Linked DNA regions of Mus musculus: region 1 is linked to region 2. Evidence: chromatin loops called from intact Hi-C (ENCODE). Cell type or tissue: heart. All regions are shown on one strand. Links, peaks and the distances in the headings refer to the core of each region. The heading gives the core; the rest is flanking DNA.

Region 1 (16,230 bases), core at 4,533-12,532, 58 kb after region 2:
TCTGTTTCCACGATCTGTCCATTGATGAAAGTGGTATGTTGAAGTCTCCCACTATTATTGTGTGAGGTACAACGTGTGCTTTGAGCTTTACTAAGGTGTCTTTAATGAATGTGGCTGCCCTTGCATTTGGAGCGTAGATATTCAGAATTGTGAGTTCCTCTTGGAGGATTTTACCTTTGATGAGTATGAAGTGTCCCTCCTTGTCTTTTTTGATAACTTTGGGTTGGAAGTCGATTTTATCCGATATTAAAATGGCTACTCCAGCTTGTTTCTTCAGACCATTTGCTTGGAAAATTGTTTTCCAGCCTTTCACTCTGAGGTAGTGTCTGCCTTTTTCCCTGAGATGGGTTTCCTGTAAGCAGCAGAATGTTGGGTCCTGTTTGTGTAGCCAGTCTGTTAGTCTATGTCTTTTTATTGGGGAGTTGAGACCATTGATATTAAGAGATATTAAGGAAAAGTAATTGTTGCTTCCTGTTATTTTTGTTGTTAAAGTTGGCATTCTGTTCTTGTGGCTGTCTTCTTTTAGTTTTGTTGAGGGATTATCTTCTTGTTTCTTCTAGGGCGTGGTTCCCGTCCTTGTATTGGTTTTTTCTGTTATTATCCTTTGAAGGGCTGGATTCGTGGAGAGATACGGGTGAATTTAGTTTTGTCGTGGAATACTTTGGTTTCTCCATCTATGGTAATTGAGAGTTTGGCTGGGTATAGTAGTCTGTGCTGGAATTTGTGTTCTCTTAGTGTCTGTATAACATCTGTCCAGGCTCTTCTCGCTTTCATAGTCTCTGGTGAAAAATCTGGTGTAATTCTGATAGGCTTGCCTTTATATGTTACTTGACCTTTTTCCCTTACTGCTTTTAGTATTCTATCTTTATTTAGTGCATTTGATGTTCTGATTATTATGTGTCGGGAGGAATTTCTTTTCTGGTCCAGTCTATTTGGAGTTCTGTAGGCTTCTTGTATGTTCATGGGCATCTCTTTCTTTAGATTTGGGAAGTTTTCTTCAATAATTTTGTTGAAGATGTTTGCTGGTCCTTTGAGTTGAAAATCTTCATTCTCATCCACTCCTATTATCTGTAGGTTTGGTCTTCTCATTGTGTCCTGGATTTCCTGGATGTTTTGAGTTAGGATCTTTTTGCATTTTCCATTTTCTTTGATTGTTGTTCCGATGTTCTCTATGGAATCTTCTGCACCTGAGATTCTCTCTTCCATCTCTTGTATTCTGTTGCTGATGCTGGCATCTATGGTTCCAGATTTCTTTCCTAGGGTTTCTATCTCCAGCGTTGCCTCACTTTGGGTTTTCTTTATTGTGTCTACTTCCCTTTTTAGGTCTAGTATGGTTTTGTTCATTTCTATCACCTGTTTGGATGTGTTTTCCTGTTTTTCTATAAGGACTTCTACCTGTTTGGTTGTGTTTTCCTGTTTTTCTTTAAGGACTTGTAACTCTTTAGCAGTGTTCTCCTGTATTTCTTTAAGTGAGTTATTAAATTCCTTCTTTATGTCCTCTACCATCATTATGAGAAATGCTTTTAAATCCAGGTCTACCTTTTCAGGTGTGTTAGGATGTCCTGGACTGGACGAAGTGGGAATGCTGGGTTCTGATGATGGTGAGTGGTCTTGGTTCCTGTTAGTAGGATTCTTACGTTTACCTTTCGCCATCTGGGAATCTCTGGAGTTAGTTGTTATAGTTGTCTTTGTTTAGAGATTGTTCCTCTGTTGATTTTGTTACCCTCTATCAGCAGGTGTGGGAGACTAGCTCTCTCCTCTGAGTTTCAGTGGTCAGAGCAGTCTCTGCAGGCAAGCTCTCCTCTTTCAGTGAAGGTGCACAGTTATCTGGTGTTTGGATCTCCTCCTGGCTGAAGATGAAGGCCCAAAACAGGATCTTTCCCAGAAGCTGTGTTGCTTTGGCCAGGAAGGTGGCCAGTTGTCTGGAGCCGAAGATGGCGCCGCCTCAGAAGCTCTGTGGCTCTCGCCTGTCCCTGAAACGGCTGGCCTCTGTATTCCACACCGTCACCCGTGCAGCCTGCCCTCCGCGGAGTCCTGGAGCCAAGGAGACTCCCGCTGCCGGGGCCTGAGGCACAGACCTCTCGGGCTGGCGGATCCCTGTGCATTCACCAGGAAGGTGGCCGGTTGTCTCGTCTTATTTCTTTTAAACATTATTTATTTACGTTCCGATCAAGGCTTTCGCTCCCTCTTCTCCTCCCAGTCCCTCCCTCACATTTTCCCTTCTTACCATCATTCCTCAGAAAAGTGGAGGCTTCCCATGGATATCAACCAGCCTTGGCATTTCAAGTTGCAATGAAACTAGGTACATCTTCGATTGAGGCTAGAGAAGGCAGCCCTCTCAGGGGAAAGGGATCCAAAGGCAGGCATTATAGTCAGAGTTAGCAGGTGCTTCTGTGTTAGGAGTCCCACATGAAGACCTAGCTGCACAACTGTTACATTTGTGTAGAGGGACTATAGCTGTCCCATGCATGCTCTCGGGTTGGTAGCTCATCTCTATGAGCCCCTGTGGGCCCAGGTTTGCTGATTCTGTAGTTACTTTTGTTTGTGGTGTCCTTGACTCCTCTGACTCATTCAATCCTTCTTCCCCTCTTCCACGGGATTACCCAAGCTCCACATAATAGTCTCAAGCTTGGCCAGTCATTGGTTTGCCCCTTCTTCAAACTCGGCTGCATCTTTTACCCCTACACATCTTATAGGCAGGACAAATTGTGGGTTTAAAGTTTTGTTCCTCGGTTGGTGTCCCAGTCCCTCCATTGGAAGTCTTGCCTGGTTACAGGAGATGGCTGGTTCAAGCTCCATATCCTCCATTGCTAGGGGTCTTAGCTACTGGGGCACCCTCCTAGATTCCTTGTCCTAGGTTTCTAGCTCATTCCAGAGTTGCTCTCCCCACCTCCCCACCCCATCCAGCCATCCAGTTCTCTCTCCCAGCATGCTTTGCCTCTGTACTTCCCCTACTTCATTCCTCCTATTTTCACCTTCACTCCTACCCCACCCAGCCCCCTCCATCCATCCACTCTCAAAGTTTCATCTAGTTCCTCTTTTCAGAGAGATTCAAGCATTCCCTTGTCCTGCTTGGGTCTTCCTTGTTACTTAGCTTCTTTGGCTCTGTGGTTTGTAACATGAGTATCCTGAAATTAATAACTTCATTTACACTTATAAGTGAGTACATACTGTGTCTTTCTGAGTCTGGGTGACCTCACTCAGGATGATCTTTTCTGGTTCCACCCATTGGCCAGAAATTTTCATAATGTCATTGTTTTTATAGCTGAGTAATAATCCATTGTATAAACGAACCACATTTCCTTTGTCCATTCTTTGACTGAAGGACATCTAGGTTGTTTCCACTTTCGGATGATTCGGAATAAAGCTGCTATGAACATAGTTGAGCAAGTGTTTTTGTGGGATGGCAGAGTTCCTGGGTATATGCTCAGGAGTGGTATAGCTTGTTCTTGAGAAAGATTTATTCCCAATTTTCTGAAAAACCACCAAACTCGTTTCCAGAGTGGCTGTACAAGTTTGTACTCCCACCAGAAAAGGAGGAGTGTTCCCCTTGCTCCACATCCTCCCCATCATGAGCTGTCACTTGAGGTTTTGATCGTAGTCATTCTGACAGATGAAAGATGTCTCAGCATCATTTTTATTTGCCTTTTTCTGACGACTAAGGATGTTAAACATTTCTTTAAGTGCTTCTTGACCATTAGAGATTCCTCTGTTGAGAATTCTTTGTTTAGACCTGTACCCTATTTTTTTAATTGGGTTATTTGGTTTGTTGAGTCCTTTTGACTGTATCCTTTGCCTTTTGGAAGCTTTTCAGTTGCATGAAGTCCCATTTATTAATTGTTGATGTGTTGGTGTTCTGTCTGGAAAGTTTTCTCCTGTGTCAATGCATTCAAGGCTATTCTGCCCTTTCTTTTCTATGAGATTTACAGTATCTAGTTTTATGTTGAGGTCGTTGATCCACTTGTACTAGAATTTTGTGCAGTGTGATAGATATGGATCTATTTGCATTCTTCTACATGCAGATATCCAGTTAGACCGGTACCATTTTTCTGAAGATGCACCCCCTGACCCCCTGCCTAATGTATGGTTTTGGCTTGTTTGTCAAAACTCAAGTGTCGATAGGTGTGTGGATTTACTTCTGGTTCTTGGATTCCATTCCATTGATCAAGCTATGTGTTTTTATGCTAGTACCATCCAGTTTTTATTACTATTGCTCTGTAGAACAGCCTGAAATCAGGGATGGTGATACCTCCAGAAGTTATTTTATTGTATAGGATTAGCGGATGATATGACAAAAGTGACCCCAAAAATTCTACCTGGGAATTCCTACAGCTAATAAATACCTTTAGTAAAGCGTCTGTATACAAAATTAACTCAAAAAAAAAAATCAGTAGCCCTCATATATAACAAGTGATAAATGGGCCAAGAAAGAAATTAGGCAAACAATACCCTGACAATAGTCCCAAATAACTTGCTCTAACCAAGCAAGTGAAAACCCGATATGACAAGAACTTCAAATCTTTGAAGAAACTAAAGAAATCTTCAGAAGATGCAAAGATCTCCCATGTGCATGGATCAGTAGGATTAGTATAGTAAAACTGGCCATCCAACCAAAAGCATTCTACAGATTCAATGCAATTCCTACCACAATTCCAACACAGATCACTTTTTTATTTGACCAAATATCTTTGACTTTCAGGAAAAACAGACCACTACTTTCTACCAACCCAAACATTAAGAATGTTGCAAAGTAACATTTGAAACTTAAGACAGGGATTTTGTGATTTTCGATAACGTGCCTGTCTGATGTTCTCAACAATACATTTTAAAGGTGCCTTGATTTGTCTTTCTTTTGTTCTGTAATTATAAAAACTTCATGAAACTGTCTCTACTTTGGAACATTATATTTGAGACAAATGAATTTCTAAGGCCCTGGGCAGCAGTGTTTGGCTCCAGGATATATTATCTTTTATTTCTTTTGAGGTGGGCTGCTTTTATGTAAACACAGTTCCTTATCAAACTTCTCATAGCCTCCTCCTTCTATCTTTATTTTTAAAATTTATTTATTTTTTTTATATGTGAATACACTATCATTGTCTTCAGACACACAAGAAGAGGACTTCAGAGTCTATTGCAGATGGTTGTGAGCCACCATGTGGTTGCTGGGAATTGAACTCTGGACCTCTGGAAGAGCTGTAAGTGCTCTTAACCACTGAGCCATCTCTCCAGCCCTCCTCTTTATATTTTGAATCTGACCTCTGCTATATCTTTTTTACAGGTATAGGCTCTGTGATTAGACTGGGTCTAGAAGACTTTAATGTTAAGATTCTGTTGCTCAAGATACAGTATCTTGCAGCAGCTCTTTCCCCTCTTAGATACCCACAGGAACACTACTTAGGGCAGTATCTGTGAAGCTTTAGTTAAAAGACTCATAGGTGTCAAGATCTCTCACCTGGGGAATAAATCCACATCAAATATAGTATAAATGGCCATGCATCCTGCCCCTCCCCACACACCCCCAACCCCGCCCAGCCTGCCTCCTTCCTGGGAACCAGAAAGCCTGACTATAGGATTATGTTATAAAGCTACCTTTACCTCAAAATGATGTGAGACCTCAACTTCTACCACAAGGGCCCTCATTTCCATTGAGGAGCCCAAATCATATTGTCTATAGCTTTAATCACTCTTCTATTACTCCTAACAATCTGTCTCAGTGTCCTTCTTGAATCCACATCTGATTACGTACAGGATTCCCATATATAATTAAAGGTATCCCCTACCCCTTTCTTAAAATCTGTGACTTTAATGAGGGATGCAAGGATTCCTTGCCATGCAGCATAATATATTCACAGGCTCCAAGGACTGCTTGTAACAGGACCTCAGACATTAGTAGGCTAAACCTTAGGACAACTGATATCATGTTAGAAACAGCATTCAGGCCTTGAAACCCAGCAATCCAATGCCTGCCAAAAAAGGAATAAAGACCTGGCCCATCTGCCAAAATAGGAACAAAGGTTAAGTCTACATTCTGGGATGTGTCTGGGAAAGTCTGAGCGAAAAATCCCTAACTGTGCCAACCATACTTTTTCACTTCTGTAGTTCTGCTTCGTGCTAAGTGAAATGTGCCAACCAGGATATGGGGTTGTTGTGCATAAAAGGCTAAAAAAAAAAAAAATGCTAAGACACGGAGCTGTACAACTTGGGCAAGTTCCCCATATAGCTGCTGGACTGCAATAAAGACTTTCTTGTCGTCTTTAAGAGTGTTCACGTGGTAGTCTCTGGTAGGCTTACCTCACAAGAGCTTAGACTACACTTTTCAGGACACCATTTCCCTGCCTACCACAGTGACTACCCTAAAATTATTTTTAGGCCTATCTCTTACATAATTTGTGCAAATATCCTGAAGCATGTGGCTTTATTAATTTTGGTCATAATTATTAAGTTTTGTTTGAACAATGAAGAGTCTAAAATGTCCTTTGAGGAAGTTCTATTTTATTTATTTATTTTTTAATTTTTTTCCATTTTTTATTAGGTATTTAGCTCATTTACATTTCAAATGCTATACCAAAAGTCCCCCATACCCACCCACCCCCACTCCCCTACCCACCCACTCCCCCTTTTTGGCCCTGGCGTTCCCCTGTATTGGGGCATATAAAGTTTGCGTGTCCAATGGGCCTCTCTTTCCAGTGATGGCCGACTAGGCCATCTTTTGATACATATGCAGCTAGAGTCAAGAGCTCCGGGGTACTGGTTAGTTCATAATGTTGTTCCACCTATAGGGTTGCAGATCCCTTTAGCTCCTTGGGTACTTTCCTTTGAGGAAGTTCTAATGAGCCAGACTTTAACAGTTAGTAGAAAGAGGGACTATGTACTTAGAGGAGGGAAATACCCAAACAAGATAAAATAACCAATAGCCCTTTGCTTAGAATGAAAGTGTCAAGTACGTGATATGACAGGCATATGTCTGTTTTACATAGGTGAATAGCTAAACAGTTGCTACACTTATCTTTATTCCAAGTGTTAACTGTTTTCTGAAGGCATTACTCTGCTGTTAATATGCAAGGTAATCTACTTTGTACACTACTGAATTTATTTATTTTGGTTGAAATTAAATGATAAAATATTTTTCTTCCCCTAAATTTTATAATATAGAATTGTAGTGTCAATGATTGGACAGGTAATATGTCAGATAAGAAAACAGAAACACAAATACAGCATTATACTTCTGGCCTGTAGGGAAAATGCCAGGATACAAATGAATAAATCACAACCCCGAGCAGTGAGGGCTAGAGGTGAAGCAAGTTTAAGTACAATAAATGGTTTGCTCTATGGGAGCAGGAAGAGTTTCTTGGTTTAAGTACAAATCTGAAGGCTAGGACAGGAGGAAATCTGAGCCAAGAGCATGTACAGAGGCACTAATTATGAAAAGGCTCAATGTTTATGGTAAAATAATGGTGTTTCTGGAAGGTAAAAAATACTGGGCAAGGGGTGAGAAGCCACACAGTTAAAGCTTGTCACATCCCTGTGGTTTACCGAAGAAGTGCTCCTGGCCCAATCTTTCTGCTCTGGGAAAACACATGATCATTTTGCAATTCTGAAAGATAACTTTCCCTGCAGAAGAGACTGGGTTAGAGGTTAGTTACAAACTGTAGAACCAGTTTATGTGAGACTGACATACAGCAAGCTCTACACTAAGGAAAAAGGAGGGCGAGAGCACAGAGCTGAAGAAATTGTAAGAGATGGTAAAGGAAGATCCATTAAGCTTTATTTCTGATTAGAGGTAAAATTACTGACAAGGGAAGGAGAGGAGGAATTGACAGTTGCATGGAAATTTCTAACATAGGAAGAAAATCTGGGTATATTATCTAACTTAAGGAATTACATTATTAAACATTAGAAACAAAGGGAGAAGGCATGGTGAGTTACTGACTGCTTGACCAAGATTTAGTTAGGTTCCTTTTATGACTTTTCACAGTACCTGTCATCTTTTGGCCTCTGCCTTGGACCTATCTAAGTCCAGTGTTAGGAGGAATCGTCTAAGTTGATATGAAATTAATCCCCACTCTTGGTATCTGGTCATTCTCATCTTCTCTCACCAAGAATCTGCTTCTTTTCAGCAAGAATGTCTGTTACCTTTGACGTGATGTCATTTCTTAGTAATCTTCCATCCAATGACCACCCCCTTTGCCTACTGTTCTAAACTCTACTCTTTGTTGTGTCAGAACCTGGAGCTGACAGCTCACTATGGTAATAGTTCTGACCTTCTACCATTTCAATAGTGTCAGGGTATTTTAATATTAGTAAATTAATAATAAAAAAATCAAGAGCTAAAGTTATTTCCAAGCCTTTCTTAATTTTTGGAGTACATATTTGAGCTGTTGTGAGGCTATTTAACAGCTAATACACTGCTAGGGTTTACCAGACAGTATGGTAGACACAACCCAATATCATGTGTTAACCAAATGCCTAGTATGCTCATTTACTCTTTTTTCTTTTTTTTCTTTAATTTTTAGGGGAAAGAAACGTCAAGGTCTCCTCATGTAGCCTGCTCTCGCCTCGAGTTTATAGGCCTACTACATTTTTTACCTTTGTAATGTTTAACCTCTGTAATCCAAAGCCCCTTAATTAAAAACTGTCAGTGAATCTGGCAGCACATGTAATGCCCTTCCTAAAGGGCTTTACAATCATTTTCATTTTAAGGGCTGGCCCTCTGCTACTCTTGAAGGTGAACACTGAGGTCCTAATCTGATGGTCTAGTTAACTAGATAGCACTAGACCTGTGGCGGGTTGTAGTTTGCCTCCCTGGTATACAAAAATTTCAACGTGTTGATTACAAGACCATCAAAGGGGTAGTACACGCTAACTCCCACAAGATGGTATATGACAAAGAGCTTTTAAGTTGACAGACCCCGTAGCTGTTCTAGAAACAAAGAGGAGGTATCACCACAGCAGGATCACAGGGTCCAGCCAGGCTGCTCACATCCAGGCTGCGGTTAAAGCGGTTCCCTGGAACCTAGGCAACACAGCGCGCGCAGAGTCTTCTGGCACGCTCAGCCCAGCTGAACTTATTTCTGAACTATTGGTAACCCGCAAGCAAGCAACCAGGCACTCTACTCTGAGACAGCGCTGAGATTAAAAGCCATTGATCTCCGCCTAACCGTCACAACAGATCATAAAAGTAGCACTTGCCCCTTCCGAAGCGGTGCCTCTCCCAAGCACTCAGCTCCAACAAACTCCCCGCCCCTCCCTCTCTCCACAGCCACGCCCTATTACGTAGGCTTAGGAGGGCAGAAGGCAGAAAAACAGGCCCTAGAGCTTGCGTCACTTCCGCTGGGGGCGGGGCGTAGCGGTGGGTGGTGCTGGTCACGCCAGTGTTTGGGGTCCGGGCGCCGCAGCTGCGAGCAGGCCGGGCGGGCCGATGCGGACCTCAGAGCTGGCGGGAGGCGAGTGGCGGCCGCGGCGCCCGTGACTACTGCCTGCGTCCCGGTGAGTGGCCGGAAGGCGGCGGGGTGGCAGGTGGCCTCCGTGGCGTGGGCGCTTCGCCGGGCTCTCCCGCGGGCGTTTCGGAGGCCCGATACGCAGGCCTCGGGGTCCTGGCGGGCGCTTGGCCCCGACGCCCCGATGCCGCGGGCGTGGCCGCCGGGTGTTTTGGTTGGTTGCGCCCCGCCCCCGCCGGTGGTCCCGCCCAGCCCCTCTCTGCAGTGGCACGCCGGGTCCTGAATGGGCTGTTCTCTGGCAGATCACTGGAGACGCGACGTTTTCTCTGATCTACCTCGACCTTGACTGGGCAGCGTGTGCTTTGTGTTTTGGTGGCTGGATATTTTTACTTCTCAGCGATTTGCTTTTTCTTCCCGTCCTATCCCAGTGCGCTGTTGCTTAAGCAGAACCAGATGCGCGTCCCTTTTAAAAGATGAAAAAAACTGTATGAGTCAGCAGGTTGCAGAGCCTCTTGTCACTGTCATTTCTGTCATGATGCTGGGGGCGGGGCGGGGGGTGGTACGACCAGTTTTCACGCCCATTACAGCAATAACTTTAAAGAAAAGTGACCTTCAAGGAATATCTTAGGAGATAGATGTGACATAAGCGGCTATCCTAGAATGCATTTAAAATTACCATTTTCATTTCCAAGTTGTATTATGGACCGAATTCCTGATTGTCAAAAATATATTTCAGGTTCTCAAGGCGGTTCATTACCACAAGGAAATGGGAAGAATGTTTTTAAAAAGTGAGGATTATTATAAAAGTACATAAGAGTGAATTGAAAAGCTTATGTTTTAGTGAAGCAGTCAGTTGTACCAAATTCCATATAGCTATTTTGTGAAATTCGGTATGCATATTAGATGAATCTCCAATATAAAGACCTCGCTTCATAGTTTTTGCTAATTGTTCTATTCTCTATCTTGTTTTGTATTTCTCCATCTAATTTTAAAATCTTGGTAACAGTGGCCCTCTTCATAATGATGTCAGATTAGTGAAAAGGTCAGCTGCACTAGTCTATATTAATACATCCATACTTTCCCATGCAGAATTGATACAAGAACAGTCTGTACTTGAAGTTGTTTTTTTCAGCCAGTAAAGATGGGATTTGTTACTTTATTTGGGGCACATAACGTTTGTGCAAAGGTCAGAGCTAGACTCTTGTTTCACCTCCAGTTCCAACTCACTCCCAATCGCTTGTATTTTATTCGGTTTACTATCCTTTGCTTTTAAGAGGATCCTTTCCTTCAGTGCTTCCTGGTTTGCTTGAGTGCTTTTCTTCCTGTTCCTAACTTTGGGTACCACTCAAAGTTCTATCCACATTGTTCTCCTCAAAACAAATTTAACTTTTTGAAACCAAAGTCATACATAAATATCCTGAAATGTCAAGGAAATTATAGGGTGCATTTATTTGTAGCTGAGCATTTTAAAAAAGAAAGAAGCTTATTTTTGTTAAGTCCTGGGTATCCAAATACTGCAGGCCATCTCATTTGGCCTTGAGGGTCCAGTTGTTATTGTGTTGCATTTTGTCATACATAAATGTAGTCTCTCTATTTCTATTTCAGTGCCCTGTCATTACTGCATTCTGTAAATATGGAAGAAAATATAGTTTCTTCTATGTTAAGCTGACCCCTTTCCAGGTCTTTCATATTCACAAGTGGCATTTTCACTCCATGTCTGATTTGAAAACTTAAGAGTTTTCTTGACAACTTCTCCTTAACAAGTCCTGTTTTTTTTTTTTAATTATTTTTGTCTTTAATATGTGTAGATGTATGTGTGTGTTTATAGTTAATGAAGTCATGAGTGCAAGTGCCTGCAGAAACAGAAAGAAGATGTCAGATCTCCTGGGAAGTGCAGACAGTTGTGAGCTGGCAGCTGAAAGGAGCCTAATCTGGGTTCTGGGATCCAAGCTCCAGGCTTCTGGAAGAAGAGTACACACTCTTAACCACTGAACTATCACTTTCTTTTGTAACTTTTTTTGTCTCTTCAAAATGTGGTTCACAGTAGAGCTCACTTCTACGTTCTTACACTGTTACTGTATTCAGACCCTTGTTGCCTGTTTGGCTGCATTATTGCAGTTGTCAAATGACATACTCTGTATATTCATTCTACACCTAGCATTTCCCTTCATCTCACAATGTCTGTTAGATAAAATTCCATTCCTTGCCCTAGAGTAGAACTAAGTCTCCCTTTCTGCTTAACACCTGCACTGTGCTGATACATAGCCCTCCTCCTTCTAGCTCTGTCCCCAGGTCACAGCACTCTTCACCTTTTCATTCTTTTTCCTACTTTTTTTTTTTTTTTTTTTTTTTTTTTTTTTTTTTTTTTTTTTTTTTTTGGTTTTTCGAGACAGGGTTTCTCTGTATAGCCCTGGCTGTCCTGGAACTCACTTTGTAGACCAGGCTGGCCTCGAACTCAGAAATCCGCCTGCCTCTGCCTCCCGAGTGCTGGGATTAAAGGCGTGCGCCACCACGCCCGGCCTTTTTCCTACTTTTGCTGTAACTTTTGTTGTGGTTGACTTTCCCCTCAAAACATTTTCAGTGCACTTTCTTTTTCTTTTCTTTCTTTTTTAGATATTATTATTACTATTGATTTGTATGTGTGTGGGAGTGCACAAGCTAAGGTGCATGTGTAGAGGTCAGTGGACAACTTGGAATTCGTTTTCTCTTTCCATCCAGTAGGTACTGGGGATTGAACTCAGGTCATCAGGTTTGATAGTAAGCACCTTTACCAGTTGAGCTATCCTCCCTCTCTCTCTCTCTCTCTCTCTCTCTCTCTCTCTTTCTTTCTTTGTTGAGTTATTTATTCATTTTATATCCTGAACACTGCACCCCTTCCTCCTGGTCCTCCCTCACAAGTCTCTTCTCCCACCTCCCTCTCCCCTTCTTTTCGGAGAGAGGAGGAGGCCCTTTGGGTATCACCCCATCATTGCACATCAAGACACAACAGCTTCTTATGCAGGAAAATAAAGGAACAATTGCTTTCCATGTTGATACATGATATGCCAGACTAATTCCAATGTGGATACATGATATCCAGGACATTTCTGAATGCTGACAAGTTCCTTGCAGATACAAGATAACCTGGACTTCATGACATTTATGTACCAAATATTGAGGACTGCTCCTTTTTTTAATCAATTAATTTATTTTTTATTAGATATTTTCTTTAAATAGATTTCAAATGCTATCCCGAAAGTTCCCTATACACTCCGTCCGCCCTGCTCCCCTACCCACCCACTCCCGCTTCTTGGCCCTGGCGTTCCCCTGTACTGGGGCATATAAAGTTTGCAACACCAAGGGGCCTCTCTTCCCAGTGATGGCCAACTAGGCCATCTTCTGGTACATAATGCAGCTAGAGACACGAGCTCTGGGGGTACTGGTTAGTTCATATTGTTGTTCCACCTATAGGGTTGTAGACCCCTTCAGCTCCTTGGGTACCTGACATTTGTTTAGTAGCAGGAAAGCTTTTTGCTCATTTCTGTGTTAAGTAATTGTTGCTTGATAGTTGTGGTTTCTGGTACCTATAATTAGAATCTCTCATTTTGTTTACAAAATTGTTTTTCTGTAATGTTCTCCATTTTGGGGGCTTTATATTCTGTTTATTGATGCCAAATTGATAGGTATATGTAATTGATTATTTTTTTTAAACTTTTAAACGCATTTTATGTTTAGTGTGTGTGTGTGTGTGTGTGAGAGAGAGAGAGAGAGACAGAGAGAGCGAGAGAATATGTGTGTGTGTGTGTGTGTGTGGGTGTGTGTGGGTGTGTGTGTGTGAGTGAATGAATGAATGTGAGTGTGAAGATGTCTCAGGGATTGGTTCTTTCCACTATGAGTTTCTGGGATTGAACCTGACCAGTTTGCATGGCAATTGCCTTTACCCGCTGAGCAAGATCACTGGCCTTAGATGATTGTGTCTTTTTGGAAAGAACCAATGCAGACTGTATAAGCATAGTCTAGACTTGCATTGCTTTCTTTTCTTCCTTAGTCTTGGACTGATCATAGTGAATCTTCTATGCTTTCAACCAACTTGAGTATAAAAAGCCCATTCTATCACCAAAGTGTTGCTTGCTTTTTCTTCTGTCTAGAATTTTCTTAAGATTCTCGGAAGACTTCATTTCCTCACTTCTCTCAAAGAGCCCCTAGAATGCCAAAGTTTCAGTTCTTCTGATTGTCCCATCTAATTGTGCCCTTCCTTTACGACTTTAATTCTATTAAAGTCGTAAAGGCACTATTGTGATCACTAACTAACTAATATGTATCTTTTTGCTAATTTGTCTAGACTGTCTGAAGTTGAGTAAGGTTACTGTCTAGTTCCCTTTTTATCCCATGCAAGGTGTTTCCCTTCAATCTGCCATAGAAGGCTTTTATTTTTTGTTTTTGCTTTTTGTGTTTGATTTTTTGAGACAGGGTTCCTCTGTGTAGCCCTGGCTGTCCTGAAACTCACTCTGTAGACCAGGCTGGCCTTGAACTCAGAAATCCACCTGCCTCTGCCGCCCAAGTGCTGGGATTAAAGGCGTGTGTTATTACTGCCTGGCCGGAAGGCTTTTTTTTTCTCCACTATTTAGGATATCATCATTCCCAAACTTCTCTTAATCCTTATCAGTAGGTTATAGGTATATTTCAGAGCTAGTGTGTAGTCAGGAGTATTAATTTTTAACATTTTAGAAGTCTTCTTTACTCTTTATTCTTAGTTTTTCTTTTTGCCTCTAGTATTTTCATTCTTCCTGTTAACTTTGGACATTTTAGCTTTTTTTTTGTTTTGTTTTGTTTTTTTGTTTTTGTTTTTCGAGACAGGGTTTCTCTGTATAGTCCTGGCTCTCCTGGAACTCACTTTGTAGACCAGGCTGGCCTCGAACTCAGAAATCCACCTGCCTCTGCCGCCCAAGTTCTGGGACCAAAGGCGTGCACCACCACCGCCTGGCCTTACTTCATTTTATGCTATTTCTAAAGCTTGGTTGCACATTTTCCTATTGGCTGTTTGTGCAGATCTTCTCTTTAGGTGATAGTTCATTACATGGCTTGTTTTGTAATCTTTCTGAGTTAATGTTCAGTGGTGGTTGTCCATTGCCTAACATTGGTGACTTTGCCTTGGAGATTTAGTTGTCTTTTCTGGAATTCCACATAATTAACTAGCTCCTACTAGAATTTGTTTACATAGGACAGCAGTGCTGTGATGGTAATTAGACAGTAGATACTGATCTTAAGCATGGCTTCTGTTTATGCTGGTTTATGTAGATGGAACCCAGGGCTTTCTGCTTGCTAGGTAAGTAAGTATTCTGCCAGTAGAACTACATTCCCAGTCCACAGCATGACTTCTTATCTACAGGTATTTTATCAGGTGTGGTGGAAGTTGCCAGTTTTATGCTAACTACACATAATTACATTCACTGCAAGTCCTGAGAAACACAGAAGAGCGGGCCAAGAAGGCAGGCAGGCTTGTGTCCTTTGTGTCCTTCCTCTATACAGGTGAATGTATTAAAATATGATTTTAGTTCAGACTTTTCCTCCCTTTGCATAGAGTTTGCAAAACGGTTGTTTTGATTTTCTCAGCATAATTCTCTGCTGCTCCCTTATATAAGCTACATCCTGAGTAAAACTGCTTGTTGTATGCTTTTTGAGTGTGTGTGTGTGTGTGTGACTTAGTCAGGGTTTCTATTCCTGTACAAAACATCATGACCAAGAAGTAAGTTGGGGAGGAAAAGGGTTTATTCGGCTTACACTTTTACATTGCTGTTCATTACCAAAGAAGGTCAGGACTGGAACTCAAACAGGTCAGGAAGCAGGAGCTGATGCAAGGCCATGGAGGGATGTTACTGGCTTGCTTCCCCTGGCTTGCTCAGCTTGCTCTCTTACAGAACCCAAGACTACCAGCCCAGAGATGGCACCACCCACAATGGGCCTTAATCACCAGCTAAGAAAATGTCCCACAGCTGGATCTCAGGGAGGCATTTCCCCAGCTGAAGCTCCTTTCTCTGTGTCAACACACAGAAGCAGCCAGCACAGCGTGTGCGCGTGTGTGTATGAACATTACTTAGAATTCTCTCCTCGTCTTTACATGTGAGTTTCTTTTTAATTTGCATTTTTTTGTTTGTTTGTTTTTTTCTTTTCTTTTTCGAGACAGGGTTTCTCTGTATAGCCCAGGCTATCCTGGAACTCACTTTGTAGCCCAGGCTGGCCTCGAACTCAGAAATCCGCCTCTGCCTCCCGAGTGCTGGGATTAAAGGCGTGCGCCACCACGCCCCACACAGTTTTACTGTTTTAACCAAGCATTTGAGATGATTCCATTGTTTTTCTTTCCTAGCATTTTATCCTAGACTTAAAAGTCTACATTTATTTATTGTGTGTGTGTGCATGCAATAGCACATGGAGGTCAGAGGACAGCTTTGTGAGTCAGTTCTCTCCTTCCACCACATAGGTTCTGGGGACTCAGACGCAGTGAGTGCTTTCATCTACTCAGCCATCTCACCAGCCCTCAGCCGTATGTTAAGGGAAAACAATTATAGTTGCTCTTAGAGTTTGCAATGTACAATAGCTAATCTAAATGCAGTTTGAAATAACACCGTGTGGTAACATGAGTAACATACAATAACAGAGTAACCCTAGTTCTTTCCTCCTTTCCCTAGTATCCTCACTATTCACTTAACCGGCAAATGAACATTGAGCCAATTTTTTTAGTCCATATTAATCATGTAAAGTTGGGATTTTTATTGTGACATTCTTATGTGTTTATATAACCCTTCACCACCACCAC
Region 2 (16,230 bases), core at 4,574-12,573:
CTTGCAGATGCCAAGAAATGCTTGCTGACAGGAGCCTGATATAGCTGATTCCTGAGAGGTTCTGCCAGTGCCTGACAAATTCAGAGGTGGAGGATACTCTCAGCCAACCATTGGACTGAGCATAAGGTCCCTAATGAAGGATCTAGAGAAAGGACCAAAGGAGCTTAAGGACTTTGCAGCCCCATAGGAGGAACTAAAATCTGAACCAATCAGTACCCTCAGAGTTCCCAGGGACTAAACCACCAACCCAAGAGTACACATGGAGGGACCCATGGCTCCAACTGCATATGTAGCAGAACACAGTCTCTTTCCAGAGGTCAAGGGTCAGATGGCTGTAGGTCTTGGAGGTGGCATCAAAGGTGGCATCAAAGGTGGCTTTGGCAAAGTTGCCCAGGGCAGCAGTGCAGCCTCTGGCTGAAGTGTACCGGCCATCATCAGTAGCTTCTTGGGCACAGGAGCAGAGACAATGCCAGTGCCTCTGGGGGCAGGGATGAGACGCACCAGCACAGAGCCACAGCGCCCTGTCACCTTGCATGGAACAGTGTGGGACTTGCCAATCTTGTTCCCCCAGTAGCCTCCTCTCCGCACAGGGACAGTAGAAAGCTTGGCCAAGATGATGGACCCTCGGATGTCAGTGGCAACCTCCTTGGAGCACTTAACACCAAGACCAACATGACCATTGTAGTCCCCAATAGCAACAAATGCCTTGAACCTGGTTCGCTGGCCAGCCCGAGACTGCTTCTGCACTGGCATGATTTTCAGAACCTCGTCCTTTAGGGATGCACCCAGGAAAAACGCCAATGATCTCAGACTCCTTAATAGGCAGGGAGAATGGGTAGATCTCCTCCAAGGACTTGATCTTCATGTCCTTAACCAGGCAGCCCAGCTTGATCCACTCCTTGTCTTCAGCTTTACCTACACGAGCCCGGCGGCCTCGACCATGGCCACTGCCTGAACCACGACCAAGGCCCCTAAAACCGCTGCGAATCCTCCATGGAAGCCGCAGAGGCCTCCTAATTCTGACTCCCCTTACCCACCCCACCCCCGGTCCTCCGGGCCCTCCCACTGCACCGGTGTCATCCCCATTTGGTGTTTTCCCTAAGAAGAAGAAGAAGAGCCTAAGTATTTATCCTTATGCCCACAAATTAGTTCTCACCCCTTATCAAAGAAATGTCTCCTTGCAATAGGAAAAAAAAAAAAACATGACAGAAAACCACATCTGATCAAAACACAAGGAACAAGTGATATCCAGTCCAATTTTGTGTGTGTGTGTATATATATATATATACATATATATATATATATATATATATACACACACACAAATATATAATTGAGGCCATAAATCTGAAAACAGAGTGTATGAAAATGATTAGATGTTGTGAACCGCTGGTTCTGATCCATAGGCTGAAACCTTTAGGCTGCCTGACCCTATCACAGGGAGTTGAGTATCAGGTAGCCTGAAAATTAGATGTTTATGACTTACAACAGTAAACAAAATTAGTTATGAAGTAGCAGCAAAATAGTTTTGTTTGGGAGTCACAACATAGCTCTAATTCCTCTCACTTTAGAAGACTCAGGGTAGTATTTAAGTATCCTAATATCAGTGTGTCCATATGAGGCCTAATGACTTTTTTTAATGAAATGACCATTGTTAATTTCTACTTTAGTTACAGTGACGATAGGAAACAAAATTATCTTTTTGTTCCCAACATTATGTATTTACATTGTTGTACCTTCTTGATGAATTTTTATTAATATGTAGTATCCTTTTTTAAATTATTTTTAGTTAGTTTTGGTTTGAACTCTAAAGTAAGGATAGCTACACTAGATCCTTTGCTGCCAAGTTGGAAGACCAGAGTTCAATTCCTGGTAATTTTAGTACTTCCACAGTGAAAGGACAAAACTACAAGTTGTCCTCTGACTTCCACATATGCTATGATATGGACACAAATAGATGTAATTTTAAAATCCTACATAATCCTGTATACAAAATGTTAAGAGACCTATTGAATAGTGATTTATCAATCTCTTTATTCTGCTTGACAATGATCTCATAGTCTTCTAGTAAGTTGTTTGTCAACAAAACCATTTCAAAAAACTAAAATTATCTTAGGAATGCACAAATCGCTTTGGTGCTTAAGGCAGGATTCTGAAGTATATAACACAAGGTGGCCTTAAATTTAGGATGCTAGTGCCTCAGCTTCTGGACGATTGTGACCTCTGTCATATACTATCATACCCAAGAAGGAATTTTAAATTCTCAACAGGATCAAAATATTCAGAACTCACAATGGGCAAAAATAAGGATGATCAGGCCTTGGAGGAGATAAACATATTAACAATATGAGAATAATTCATCCTTTGTTAATACTTATTTGAAATGAGGTATTTTTTATCAATTATTTTTATTGGATTTTTTAATAGATATTTTATTTACATTTCAAATGTTATTCCCTTTCCTGGTTTCCCCTCAGAAAACCCCCTATCCCACCACCACCACCGCCCACTGCTCACCAACCCACCCACTAGTGCTTCCCTGTCTTGGCATTCCCCTACACTGCGGCATCAAACCTTCTCAGGACCAAGGGCCTCTCCTCCCATTCATGCCCAACAAGGCCATCCTCTGCTACATATGCAGCTGGAGCCATGGGTCCCTCCATGTGTACTCTTTGATGATTTAGTCCCTGGGAGCTCTGGGGGTACTAGTTGGTTCATATTGTTGTTCCTCCTATGGGGCTGCAAGCTCCTTCAGTCCTTTCTCTAGTTCCTCCATTGTGGACCTTGTGCTCAGTCCAATGGCTGGCTGAGAGCATCCACCTCTGTATTTGTCAGGCACTGGATATTTTATTTGTTTACATTTCAAATGTTACCCCCTTTCCAAGTTCTACCCCCCCACCCTGCTTCTATGAGGGTGTTCCCCACCCACCCATTCCCACCTCACTGCCCTGATATTCCCCTACACTGGAACCTTAACAGAACCAAAGGACTCCCAGTCTTAAAAGATCACTTATATATATTTATAATATATATAAATGATTCTTGGTTCAACTTCAAGATATGGCTATTTTCTTATTATCAAATAATAGACTTAACATCTAAGAAATAAGATCAAAGAATATAGTAAATCCATTTTCTAAAATTAAAAAAAAAAAAAAAAAAAAAACTTAAAGTGAGGCTGGAAAAATGGCAGAGCAGGTGAAGTATAAGCATGGGGGGTCCTGAATCCAGATCCCCAGTACTCAATGAGTACCTGTAATGCCAGCAAGGAGGACAGGGTAGAGGTTAGAGGAACCTGGGAGCTTGACTAGCCAGCTAGTCTTGGAGGTATTGTAAAGTCAGGGCTCAAGTGACAACATGGCTGAAAAAAATCAACAAGTATAGGGCTAGCAATGTACCTTAATGGTAGAATGCACGCCTGGCACACATTAGAATCATTCCAAGCACGTCATGTGTTATGTATGTGTGTTTATTTTGAGGGGAGAAGTCCGTCATCTTTGAGAATGAAGTCTCTGGTCTTCTTAGCCAGTCCTAATTAGAAAAGGTCTTGTGATACAACACTTGCTCTCAAAAAAGCAAATACACAAAAATTGTAGAAAATAAAACCATCAAGCTACTGAAATATGAGATAGTAACACAAGAGAAGATACCAAATGGCAATATAATAAGATCGTCTGGGGGAATTTCAGTTACACAAAACTTCAAGGATATGGCCTATGATCAGAATATGCTTCACTTTATACATATTATACATCCCAAAACTGCATAATAAAATGACAACACTGAAGATCAGGTTGTAAATATTTATAGTTTCTCTTACTCACACACAATATTGTATGAGACATTACTAGTTTTCATATGCATCCATAGGATTAATACTCGTATGGAGTATAACATGGAAAAGTGCAGAACTAAAGAAATAACTCTAACAACAAAAGAAGCACACATTTCTTAAAATTTAAAATATTGCACATAATAAGGTTACACAGAAATTACTGGCTGCTTTTACAAAAAGAATGAGGTATTAGTCAATCTCTAGATAAAGATAAGTGCAAAAGAGTGACTACACACAAACACACACCAAAAATAAATTCATACGAAGACCTAGAAAGTCAACAAATAGAAAAATATTCCAAAGATGTTTACAAAGCTATGATTTTGATCAAACAAAATCATTCACCCAGTACTAAAACACAATTTCTTGGCAATATGTCATAAGTTTTAAACTTTTCAGCTTAATGACGTGCAATACAATCTTCCCCATTACACCAATTCTACGGTAGAAAAGGCATCTTTGTGTGATAATCAAACCTTCACTTTCTAAAGCTTTCAGGGGCAAACAGCCAAAAGCAATGGTCTTCTTCACTAAATGACTCAAAATTACAGCTTCAGACATTTAGTAACCCAAGTCAGGGCCACAGGGCGTGCAGTTTTGAATTTGCAGAGGTTTCACTGCAATTATTATTCAAGTTCACACAATGTAAATCTATGGTAACTTTTAAAACTTAATTGTTAAGTATGTGTCGGGCTGAGTTTTGTTTGGGAATATGGCCGGGGGGGTGGGGGGGGTGTGAAAATGAGCCAAAGGACAGGTAACGTAAAAAAATCTTGCAAATGATCTTTCAAAAGAACTTCTCCTAATCAGGAAAATTACAGTTGTCTACTAGCTGAATGTATTTTAATTTGTTTTAAAAAACAAAAAGTTCAATATATGGAATACCTATAACAAACAGCTTAACATAAGTGAAATCATGCATTTACCAAAATAGTTCACAGAAAACTTTTTTCATCAGACATAGTAAGGAAGAATAAACTAGGTGGGCTTAGTGGAAACAGGAAAAGATTCAACTATTGTCCTGAACAATCAGTGTATGTAGTAACCATATTTCCTCTTCGTTGAGTGACAGTCCTGCAGTGCTTGCTAGATCCATGAAATCTATTTTCAGTCTGTACTGTGTGTCGATTGGTGGTATCAAAGCCACTAAAAGAAAACATTTTCTCCATGTCTTCAAACATATCATCAAACAATCCGCCTCCAAAAGAAAACTCCTGGAAGTGATGCCTTTGTCTACTAGAACCATCCTGGCGTGTGTGGAAGTGGTTTTCAAAATGCTTCTTAGACCGAGTGTTTTGGTTCTGACCAAAAAAATTAAAGTCTTTAAATAAGTCATCAAAATTGAAGTTAAATGACTGTTCAAAAGGACTCCCATTGCCTCTTTGTCCTTTGCCATTGGTAAAAGCACTGTGTCCAATTGTGTCATACTCTTTCCGACTATTGGCATCCGAGAGTGTTTCATACGCTGAAACAGATAAAAACCTTTTAGGAATTGGAAGATAAAATATCCCAAATTGTGTATATGCAAACTTCAAATATATGACAAACTATTATACATAATAAAGCTAAAATATAAGTTAGAAAACGTTTTAACTGTTAAAGAAATAAATTATCAAATGTATTCAGCTAATAGAAAATCAGATTTTTTACTTTCTTACTAGTTGAAGTAAATGTTTAATTCCATCCCCCTACATAAGCCTACTCACCATTAACTACTTAATGCCCATGATATATGTATGGTTTCTTTTAGCCCTAGTATTATGACAAAATGTTCTTTACATATTTTTAAATACACATTGGTTTGAAATGTAGATGAAATAGATTAATTTACTAAGTAAATTGATATTTACTAAGTTAGTTGATCATTTTGGTGTTCAAATACTCCTTTTTAGACAGAGTGGTTTCATAAATAACAACAACAACAAAAAAAAGATAAATGATACCCTGCCAACATCTTTAAAACTGTAAAACAATAAAATGACATACCACAATTAATTTACTTATTCAGGAACCAAGTATTTATTCTAACAAACTACAAAATCCTACATACACCTCTCCCATCTCCATAACATCTTTAAGACTTACAAAATTATCAGCTACCATTAGCTTATTAAATACCCATGGGACCTCAGCAACATTTACTTACCTTCTGCAATCTCTCTGAATTTTGCTTCAGCATCAGGGCTTTTATTTTTGTCAGGGTGGTACTTCATGGCTAATTTGTGAAAGGCCTTTTTGATTTGTCGCTCTGAGGCAGACTTTGGCACACCTAAGATATCATAGTAGCTTTTGGAGGCCAGGATTAATTCTGTTATCATTAAAATGCAGATTGCAAAGACGAAAACTGACTGTGGAGTAGCCATTTCTAATAACCTAAGAAAGAAAAACATAGTGTCTTTTTAAGTCCAAGGAACAAATTTTAAGACTTAAAAAAAAAATCCAACTCAATAAAGCTCTGGTGTTGAGACAGCAGCATCAAGCTGTTATGCACATAGTATCACATTAGTCACGCTCTTGTACTTCTGATATTAGAGTCTATTAGCAAGGCTTTTCTTATCTACTGGAAAGATAAAACTGATAGTTTCTTAGGAAGGCTTAGGATTTCTACTACTTGATGGTGAACTTGTCTGCCTGTGATACAAAAGGTATTATTACTTGTTTATATTATTATTTAATACTGCATTTTCCTGAGGTGGCTCCTGATCTACCCCAGCTTCCTCAGCGCTGTCTTCATTACCACATTTAATTTCAGAATATAAACCAATTACTGAAAAAGAAATCTGTCTTTTCTGTGTTTGGCTAGAACCGCAGGAAGAAAGGCAAAGGTGGGGAAGGAAAGATTTTTCTCAAATCTGTAAAATCTATTTGATCTTAAAGTGGTTAAAATAGTCTGTTTGCATAAATTTAACTTCCCAAATACTTCAGAAATATCGGTAAATAACATCTGCTTAAGGCTCACAATTAGTAAAACTTATACTTCTTTGAAAGCTGAGCTACCAGAGGAAGAAAAGTTTATACTTTGGATAAGTTGGGTTATTACTGGGCTTCCCAGATTTCTCAGCAAGTAAAATGTTTCTCTTTAAAACAAAGTTTTACCTAAGAACTATTGGTAACACATAATGATTCGAGATGAAGTGTATTTCTTTGCTTTTTTGAATGCTGTACCACAGAAGTCCTTAATGACCTATGATGACATAACAGGGCTGATGAAAAAGGCACTATGGTTTGTGGAAACTGCCAGCCAACCTCTCCTGTGGCCTATCCTAAGCATAATTAGCAGGTAGATTACTTTTTTCCCGAGACTTAGTCATAGTCACGCGTACCAAGTACAAACTCTCTAAAGAACTCAAGCAGAAAGCCTGGCGTTGTGCCCCACGCCTTTAATCGCAGCACTCAGAAGGCAGGGGCAGGCGGGGATCACTTTGAGTTCAAAATCAGCCTGGTCTCCATAGTGAGCTCCAGGGCAGCCAGATCTACCCTGACTTAAAAAAAAAAGTAGATTTTTTTTTTTAAAGTTAATGTAAGCGGAGCATGTCCGATGATGGTCGCCAGAGGCTGCGGTTGTTCGCTAGTCAAAGGGCTGGTCCACAACTGACAGCAAGGCGGCTCGGTGACAAACGAGATCCCGCCGCTTCAAGCTGCCCCTGGAGATGTTTTTAGTGCCCGAGCTTTAGCTTCCCCATCAAACCCACTCTGCCCAAACAATGGGATCGCCCTCCCCGAACCCGCTGGAGGGCTGGCCGGTCCGGCGTCCCGGCCCACTCCACTCAGAGCGTCAGCTCCATGCTCCGGCCCTGCCGGCGAGCTCCGCGACCTGCCGGCCTGGCCTCGGGGAAGACGACCCCCCAACCCCACCGCAAGCACGAGCTGTGACGCAGCCATCTCGGGGTACAGTCGCGTCGCTTGGCTTCCCAACGCGGCTGATAGGTGGTAGGACACCAAGGCCAAGGCGGAACACAAAGCGGGACCCGACTCGGCGCCACCCTCCCCGGTCCTTACCTGTGCGCCCCGACGCAGCTTCTCCACAGCGCGGCGGCCCGGCTCCGGTTCCCTGACCCCGGCCGCACAGGCTCCGACCTCGCCTCCGAACGCCGAGTAGCCTCCTCCCAGCTCGGCCCGTTCCCTACTGGCGGGAGCCCGTGGCTGGCGCGACCGCTTATAGAGCCGACCTACACGAAACGCTTCCCCATTGGCTCCCGCCGGCCCACCTGACTTTGGCGCCCTACGCGCACGTGGAAAACTGTTGTTGCCGTTTGGTCCTTGCGTCACTTCCGTCGCCACCCTCCGAGGGGCGGTGCCAAGGTGTGCGGAAGCGGAAGTGAGTCGACGATTTCCTCATCCTTCCCTGGGGCGCATCGCGCGCAGGCGCTTTAGAGGGTGCGCCGGGCCCTGCGTCCCCGCCCTAGAGGACAGGGCTCTCCGGCGCCCCTCGTGGGCCTTTTCAGCCTGCAGAAAGCTTCGCTGTTGAGCGGTCATCGCTCGCGCGGTCGTAATAAAGAGCTTTTATTCATAAGTGGCCAGGTGACCAGAAAACTCAGGTCTCACCCTTAGGCGATGTGTCATTGAGAGGCCATTAGAGCCCAAGCCTGCCTCTGTCATGTTAGTCTCTTAATCCTCAATTCCCCAAAAGGCGGGAGCCCACTGTATTGCACACTGCTTTGTAGGCAAGACCACGCTGTGTTGCTTTAACACAGCAAAGTTTGCACGGGGCTCGGGCTTTTCCAGCTCTTTCCCTCCCTCAGCTTGACCTCATTTCAACAGTAGGTATGTTGAAAGTACATCTGAAAGTGGGAAGGTGAGGTTCCTGTGAGGTTGGTCACTCAGTGCAACCCTGTTTCTTGTTTTTGTTTTAATGTTAATTTATTTTGAGTGCTCTACCTTCGTGTACACCTCTTTGCCAGAAAGAGGGTGTGAGCCACCATGTGGTTGCTGGGAATTGAACTCAAGAACTCTAGGAAGAACAGACAACCCTCTTAAACCACTGAGCCAACTCAAAGCTCAAAAACCCTGTTTCTCCTGCGAAAAAGGAGGCAAAAAGAATGTAAGCAACCTTGAAAACTGCCAGACTAGAATTATAACTTGTCCCATTATGTCTTCAGTTATGGAAGAGAGCATAATAGATATTATCTCAACAACAGCATGACATATTTCAAAAACAATAGGTAAGTACTTAGTTTTATTCAGAAGCCAAGGCAAGTTTGTCAAATTCCAAAGCCAGGTTTGCTGAGTTCCAACCCTGGTTCCCTTACATTGTAACTGAAAGACCCTTTGTTTAATCCTTTGGCACCTCTGATTTTTCTTCTGTACAGGTAAACAGATAAAGGAGGACTTAACAGGGAGTATGTACTTATGTGAAAAATCAATGTATTTAAAACATCCCATTTCTTTTCCTCTTGTAATGAAAAATAATTCTAGTGCTAGCCTGACTTTTCTGTTACTTCAAACTTTATTTTTCTCCCTGTGGTCAATTGGTAAGATTCTAGTAGATTTGCATGCATTGAGTGTTCAGCTCATCCTGTACCCAGGGTATGGTGGTGCACATTTATAATCTCAATGCTCTGGATGCTGAAGCAAGACAATCGGGAGCTCAAGGCCACACTGGGCATCCTAAGAGAGACCATGTCAGCAAAAAGAAAAAGAAAATAGTGTGTCTATCTTACAAGTCCAGAGAAACTACAGAAGATGGTTGTGATGGTTTGTATATGCTTGGCCCAGGTAGTGGCACTATTAGGAGATTATTAGGAGATATGGCCTTGTTGGAGTAGGTGTGTGACTGTGGGCTGCCTGGAAGTTTTCCTTTAGCAGGCTTTAGATGACGAGGTAGAACTTTCAGTTCCTCTTGCACCATGCCTGCCTAATTGCCATGCTCCCGCCTTGACAATAATGGACTGAATCTCTGAACCTGTAAGCCAGCCGCAATTAAATGTTGTCCTTTAACAGACTTGCATTGGTCATGGTGTCTGTTCAAAGCAGTAAAAACCTAAGACAGAAGTTGGTACCAGGGACTGGGATATTGCTGTCGTAGGCCTGAGCCTGCTTTTGTTTGGAAAAATGTGGATTTGGGGACTTTGGATCTGAAAAGCAGGGGAATGCTTTAAATGGGGCTTAATGGGCTATCCTAGTGAAAACATGGAAGACTTTGTCACTGAAAGTGATTTTAATTGTGCAGACTTGGCCTAAGGGGTTTCAGAGGAGAAGAATTTCAGTATGTGGCGTAAAGATTGTTTTTGTGGTATTTTGGTGAAGAATGTGGCTCCTTTTTTGTCCTGTCTAAAGAGTCTACATAAAGCTAAGGCAAAGATATTTATCTTAATTACATTGACAAAAGAAGTCTCAGAAATGGCCAGCATAGACTTTGTTCTCTGGTTAATTCTCCTGAAGAGCATTTTGAACAACTGTAGCAAGCTTAGAAAGGAAAAAATATAAAACATATGGTCTGAGCATTAAAGGGTCACCAGGAAGTAAAATGGAGCTGAATCCCATGTTCAAGGATATTGCATTGAATTAAGGGAGTGAGACTCTGGGGCAAGATCATATCTAGCTAAATATAGATCCAGGCATGGTGGTACACACCTTTCATCCCAAGACATAAAGTCAAGCAGATCTCTGAGTTCAAGGCCAGCCTGGGACAGAGCAAATTCTAAGTGAAGAAAAACTTATATCAGGTGTGGTAGTACACACCTTTAATCCCAGAAGACAGATGTGTTGATGGTGGTACACACCCTTAATTCTAGGAGATAAAGCCAAGCAGATCTCTGAGTTCAAGGCCAGGCTGGGACAGAGCAAGTTCTAGGTGAAGAAAAGCTTAAATCAGGTTCGGTGGTACATGCCTTTAACCACAGGAGGAGACAGGCATGCAGATCTCTGAGTTCAAGGTCAGTCTACAGAGCAAGATCCAGGACAATCAAACTTAGGCCCTGAAGGAGTTGGAAAAGAGGAGGCTAATGATATTGTAAAAGAAAAAAGGGACCATGTTCCAGCTCCTACAAGCAGCAGAACTTGTCATCTTTGGCCATATGGCTCTGGCTTTAGAATCAAGAATAGAAGGGACTACTGGGACAATTGATGCTGGTTAGCTGGAGTTAAGAAAATTATTAGTGATTAAGAAGAGACCAGCATCACTGAGGAGAAATTTTCTGAGAAGTTTTTTATGAGAACACAAAGAAACTGTGTTCCAGCTGGGCAGTGGTGGCACACACCTTTAATCCCAGCACTTGGGAGGCAGACATAGGTGGATTTCTGAGTTCCAGGCCAGCCTGGTCTACAGAGGGAGTTCCAGGACAGCCAGGGCTACACAGGGAAACCCTGTCTCAGAAAACAAAAAAACAAACAAACAAAAAACAAAAAGAGCTCTCATAGAGAGTCAGAAAAAAAATTAAGTCAGGAAACAATCTAGATTTCTTAAAGAGTATGATGTCTTAGGTTCCTGTGGCTACACCAAAACACCATAACCAATAAGTAAGCTGAGAGGTAAGGATTTATTCTGCTTATAGTTCCACATCACTGTCATGATTAGAGCACATCAGGACAAGAACTCAAGCAGGGCAGGAACTTGGAGACAGGAGCTAATGGAGTATACTGCTTACTGGCCTGTTTTTCCTAGCTTGCTCAGCCTGCTTTCTTATAGATTCCAGGACCACCAGACCAGAGCTAATACTACCCACAGTGGCTGGGTCCCTCCCCCATTGATCACTAATTGAAAAAATGACTTAGATGTGGATCTTATATAGGCATTCTCAACTTAGGTTCCTTCCTCTCTGATGGTTGACTCTAGCTTGTGTCAGATTGTCACACAAAACCAGCCAGTCCAACTGACCCCTTCTCAACTTGACATACAAAGACATCACTATTAAGCCATAATCCTTGTTTTTCTTATTCATCCCCAAAATCTCCCATTAATATCCAAAGTCTTTTAAAATACAAAATTTCTTAACTGTGGGCTCCAGTAAAATACTTTCTTGAAGACAGAAAAATCAGGGCACAGTCCCAATCAAATCAAACCAAAATCAAACTGCAACTATAGAATGTCTAGGATCCACTCAAGATCTTCTGGACTCCTCCAAAGGACTTGGATAACTTCTCCAGCTCTGCCTATAAAAACCTTAAAAAGGTTTCTATCTATAGCACACAGCTTGTCTTCTAGGCTCCAGCTGATACTACTGTTCTGTTGCTATTGTTCTTGGTGGTTACCCATGATATTGGCATCTCCAACAAAACACTGGAGTCTTCTGCAGCAATTGGGTTACACTTTCACCAGTAACCAATCATAGGCTCTCTTCATGGTACCAAGCTTCAACTTCTTTTCATGGCCTCCTCAGTTCTGGGCCTTCAGCTTCCACTGAGGTTGCACCTTCACCAATGGCCTCCCCTGTGCCAAGCCTCAGTTCTTCTCCATGACCCTTTCATATCTTCAAAACCAGTACACCTGGGTGACTCTTACAGTTTAGCTGACAGTATGAGATCCAACCGTGGCTGCCTCTGGAACACAGCTTCTTTGTACTCTCAGAAAATACTTCCAAGATGATTTCACCTCAGTAATGCTGGTCTCTTCTTAATTCTTTTCTAATTTCTTAGCTCCATCCAGCATCACTTGTCCCAGTAACTTAAAGGTTTGACTTCAGTATTCCTAGTGTCTTGTTAATCATATTTGATTTTTCAGACCCCAGCCAACCATAACCACAGAATCTTGAATCAAAGTAGCAAATAGTCCTGATAGAGGCTTTAATCTTCCCTCTGAAATTTCACAAACCAAACCTCCATCTTCTGTAGTGCTCTCAGCATAATCATCATCTGAGATAGAGAACATCTCACTGAAGTCTCAGCACTCAATGGCTTTTTCTAGCCCAAAGTCTTTCCACAGTCCTCCCCAAGATATAGACTGGTCTGTCACAGCAATACCCTGCTACACTGGTACCACCTTGTTTTAGTTAGGAATTCCATTGCTGCAACAAAACATCATAACCAAAAAGCAAGTTGGGAAGAATGGGTTTATTCTGTTTGCACTTTAACATTCCTGTTCATCACTGAAGAAAGTCTGGACAGAAACCCAAGTAGGTAAGGAACTTGGAGGCAGGAGCTGATTCAGAGGTCATGTAGGATGTTTGTTGCTGACTTGCTCCTCCAGGCTTGCTCAGCATGCTTTCTTATAGAATCTAGAACCACCAGCCCAAAGATGGCACCACCCACAATGGACCGCCCACCTCCTATAGACCACTAATTGAAAAAATGCCTTACATTTGGAACTCATGAAGGCATTTTGTCAACCGAGGCTCTTTCTCTAATGACTAACATATCAGGTTGACATACAACCAGCCAGTACCCGAGATATAGTGCAATCCAGTTACCAGTAAAGATACTCACAAAGGGTACTTTTAAAGATGTGTTATATATCTTTACTTGTAGGTACAGGGAATAATTTTCATGATGCACATTCCACATGAATTTATAGAAAGTATTGTAAAAGGTATATTCTCATTTTAGATGTAGCAAGAGCCTTGAAATGCCTTAGATGTTATGCCTATAATAATTAAAACCCAATTTATTTATATATGTAAAGTTGAATGATTTTTCAAAAACACGTTATTTATTTTGGTGAGAACTCCCAGAAGTGTGATTCATCTTGTGCACCTGGCTGTTTAAAGGAACCTCAGTTGCTAGTCAACTGGCCCTTTAAGAATTATAACCTGTTAGAACTGCTTGAAGATATGACTTTCAGTGTTGGATGCCTTTCAGATTTCTGGGAACAGAATAGAATATTTAAAAGGCCACTTGAGGCTTGGGGTCCAGTGGGGATACCCAAGTGATAAGAGATGGCAGTTGGTGAAGAAGATGTTAGGAGACAGTTGAGCCAGGAGAGGCTGAGCTGAGCAGCTAGGCTAGAAGAGTTTTTATAATGAAGAGCTGCTAGCATTAGGAAACTAGAAGAGGGGGACTATTTAAGCACGCTTTTGGGGAACTGAGGGAGAAATGTTTGAAGGGGCCTGGCTAGAAACTGGAAGAGGGCCAGCAGGGAGTTATAGAACTGGCTACTGTTCTAAAATAACTAGCCATTTTACATAGATTTTTCTACATAAAGTTATCAGTGTTAAAAGTTACTTCCTGTACACTCAGGCTCTGCTAGAATCTTACAAACTTAGTAAAACTTGAGGGGAGAAAATTGCTAATTTTACTGAGTATAAACTAAATTAGTTGAGATTGAAGGGCGATTATAACAGTTATGTTTTGTGTAAGCTTTATAGTGTAAATATATAAAGGAGCATGAACTAATATAGTATATTACATGGTCTATGTTTTAGGGAAGTCATCTAATGAAATATAAAATATTGTCAACTAGTGTTTAATGTACTTACATTTTAAACTAGTAGGAAAATTTTTTCTGTCAAATTCTGCCACTGCCATTAATACATTTTTGCCTATAAAACACATTTTGATTATCAGAGCCAGCCCTAAATTCAGATTTTCAATACAGGAACAAAATGCTGTCTCTCCTGCCTTCATCTACCAAGTGCTGAGAGTTCAGGATGTGTCACCACACCTGAGGGAGGCTGAGCACATAACACAATCATTTCCTTTGCATCAGATTTCTCTTTCCGAACTTGAGTGTCACAGTTCTTAATCAGTTGGTATCAACATCTAGAAACATCCCACTAGATTGTAAATAGAGCTGAGGTAGGTTCCAGTAATAAAGACGGTGAAGTATTTATTTTCATATAAAGAATTTGTTTCACTTATTTCTCATTTAAATGCAAGCACAAGCTGGGCAGGATGGTGCATACCTGTAATCCCAGCACTCACACTTAATCAGGGGGATCATGAAATTGAGGCCAGCCTGGCCTACACATTGATCTTGTCTGAAAAGAATTAAAATAAGCTAAAATGTTAATTTAAGAGCCTAGTTCTCAATACTGCTTAAAATTGAAGACAGCAAACCATTTGAATTGTCCTGTATAAAATAGATTTGAATGAAAACTTGTAATTTATGTAGTTATATACTACTTCCAACAAACTATATAATTGTTTCATATAACCTATACAAAATATAAATAAATGTTATCCTTTATAACAACAGATTTCAGTTGAAGAAACACTGAAGTGCTATTCTCAGATGAAACTATCAGCCACATATCATATCTTGGTTTTCTCACTGCACAGAGGACATGTGGTGGTGGTACAGAGATTCTATTACTTGGTAGGACGGTTACCTTGCTTCTGCAGCACACATTAATACATTACTTAGATGTGCAGGCTAGTCATTTGACAAAGCTTTTAAAAATCCATCAAAGTTCTCCCTCTCTTTCTTTCTTTCTTTCTTTCTTTCTTTCTTTCTTTCTTTCTTTCTTTCTTTTTTAAATTTTCACTTATGGGACTGAGCTACTGCTAGATTCTTGGACTTCCATTCACAGCTGCTGCTGACCATTGTTGGGGAGTTAGACTACAGACTATTAGTTATCAACAAAATTCCCTTACTATGTGTCGACTACCCATGAATTCTATAACTCTAGAGAACCCTGACTAATACACCATCCATCCTTCTGTCTCTGCTTGTCGAATGCTTTGAATAAAGAGACATGCCTGGCCTGGGCTTTGTTTTGTAACATCCTAATAGCACTTGTGTAATTTTTATGTCATTGTGATTATATCTACAGCTCCCTCTCTCAATGGACTGTGGGCTTTTTTGTTTGTTTGTTTGTTTGTTTGTTTCGAGACAGGGTTTCTCTGTGTAGCCCTGGCTGTCCTGGAACTCACTCTGTAAACCAGGCTGGCCTCGAACTCAGAAATCTGCTTGCCTCTGCCTCCCAAGAGCTGGGATTGAAGGTGTGTGTCACCACGCCAGGCAGACTGTGGGCTTTTGGTTGGTTTTTGATGTTATATTCCTCTTTGTTGTCCTATAATGTGACTTTAGAGTTTTCCTATCTAGAGACAGAACTGTTTTACCTCCTTGAATCTGGGTAGGCTCTGTGACTGATTGTATCAGTAGAATGTTGCAAGTGTGACACTGATAATTCTGGATTTTTCCTTTCATTGTCCTGGCATCTTACATGTCCTTTGATGCCAAGGACCACCCCAGTTGGGTATTGAGGTCCCTGGAATGAGGGTCCTTGAAGCTAGGTGGGTAAGGATTTGGCAGTGAAAAACAGAAACAAACACAGAGCTAGGCCACCTTGGGCGCGAACTTGGTGGACAATCCCACGTTCCCCAGAGGACATTCCATGCTGTAGGCGCCCTACCACACCCAAGGATCTTAGGATCACTGAGGAGAGTTGGCCTCCAGAGAGGGCTCTGACCCTGGGACTCAGGTGAGAGCACCATCTTGTATCCTGGGTCTCTTAGAGACCAGCCCAAAAAGGAGAGTACACGGGCCACAGAAGCAACAGAGCTTCTTGGACAGGGTCCCT

The links. Peaks named below come from ENCODE experiments on the same cell type or tissue, not always from the same donor. Only the 100,000 strongest peaks of a DNase experiment are listed, where the experiment ranks them.
Region 1: a loop joins it to region 2, with 4 times the contacts of the local background. A loop is called at or near these places in 26 of 42 quality-filtered maps.

Annotation. Positions count from the first base shown.
Region 1 is chr12:44,259,816-44,276,045 of GRCm38, forward strand. Pnpla8 (patatin-like phospholipase domain containing 8) reads left to right here and starts at 9,339. Exons shown (of 10, transcript NM_026164.2): 1 at 9,339-9,486. In heart, for the core only: a CTCF peak has its summit at 9,518; DNase peaks (open chromatin) are centred at 9,316 and 9,656; H3K4me3 peaks cover 1,915 bases; H3K27ac peaks cover 1,745 bases.
Region 2 is chr12:44,202,106-44,218,335 of GRCm38, forward strand. Dnajb9 (DnaJ heat shock protein family (Hsp40) member B9) reads right to left here and starts at 7,963. Exons shown (of 3, transcript NM_013760.4): 1 at 7,835-7,963; 2 at 5,982-6,208; 3 at 3,792-5,300. The coding sequence starts at 6,198. The coding sequence ends at 4,849. Mir5627 (microRNA 5627) reads left to right here and starts at 8,208; the gene lies at 8,208-8,268. It also overlaps the pseudogene Gm7370. In heart, for the core only: CTCF peaks have their summits at 7,390 and 8,269; DNase peaks (open chromatin) are centred at 7,216 and 8,106; H3K4me3 peaks cover 2,470 bases; H3K27ac peaks cover 1,971 bases; H3K27me3 peaks cover 427 bases.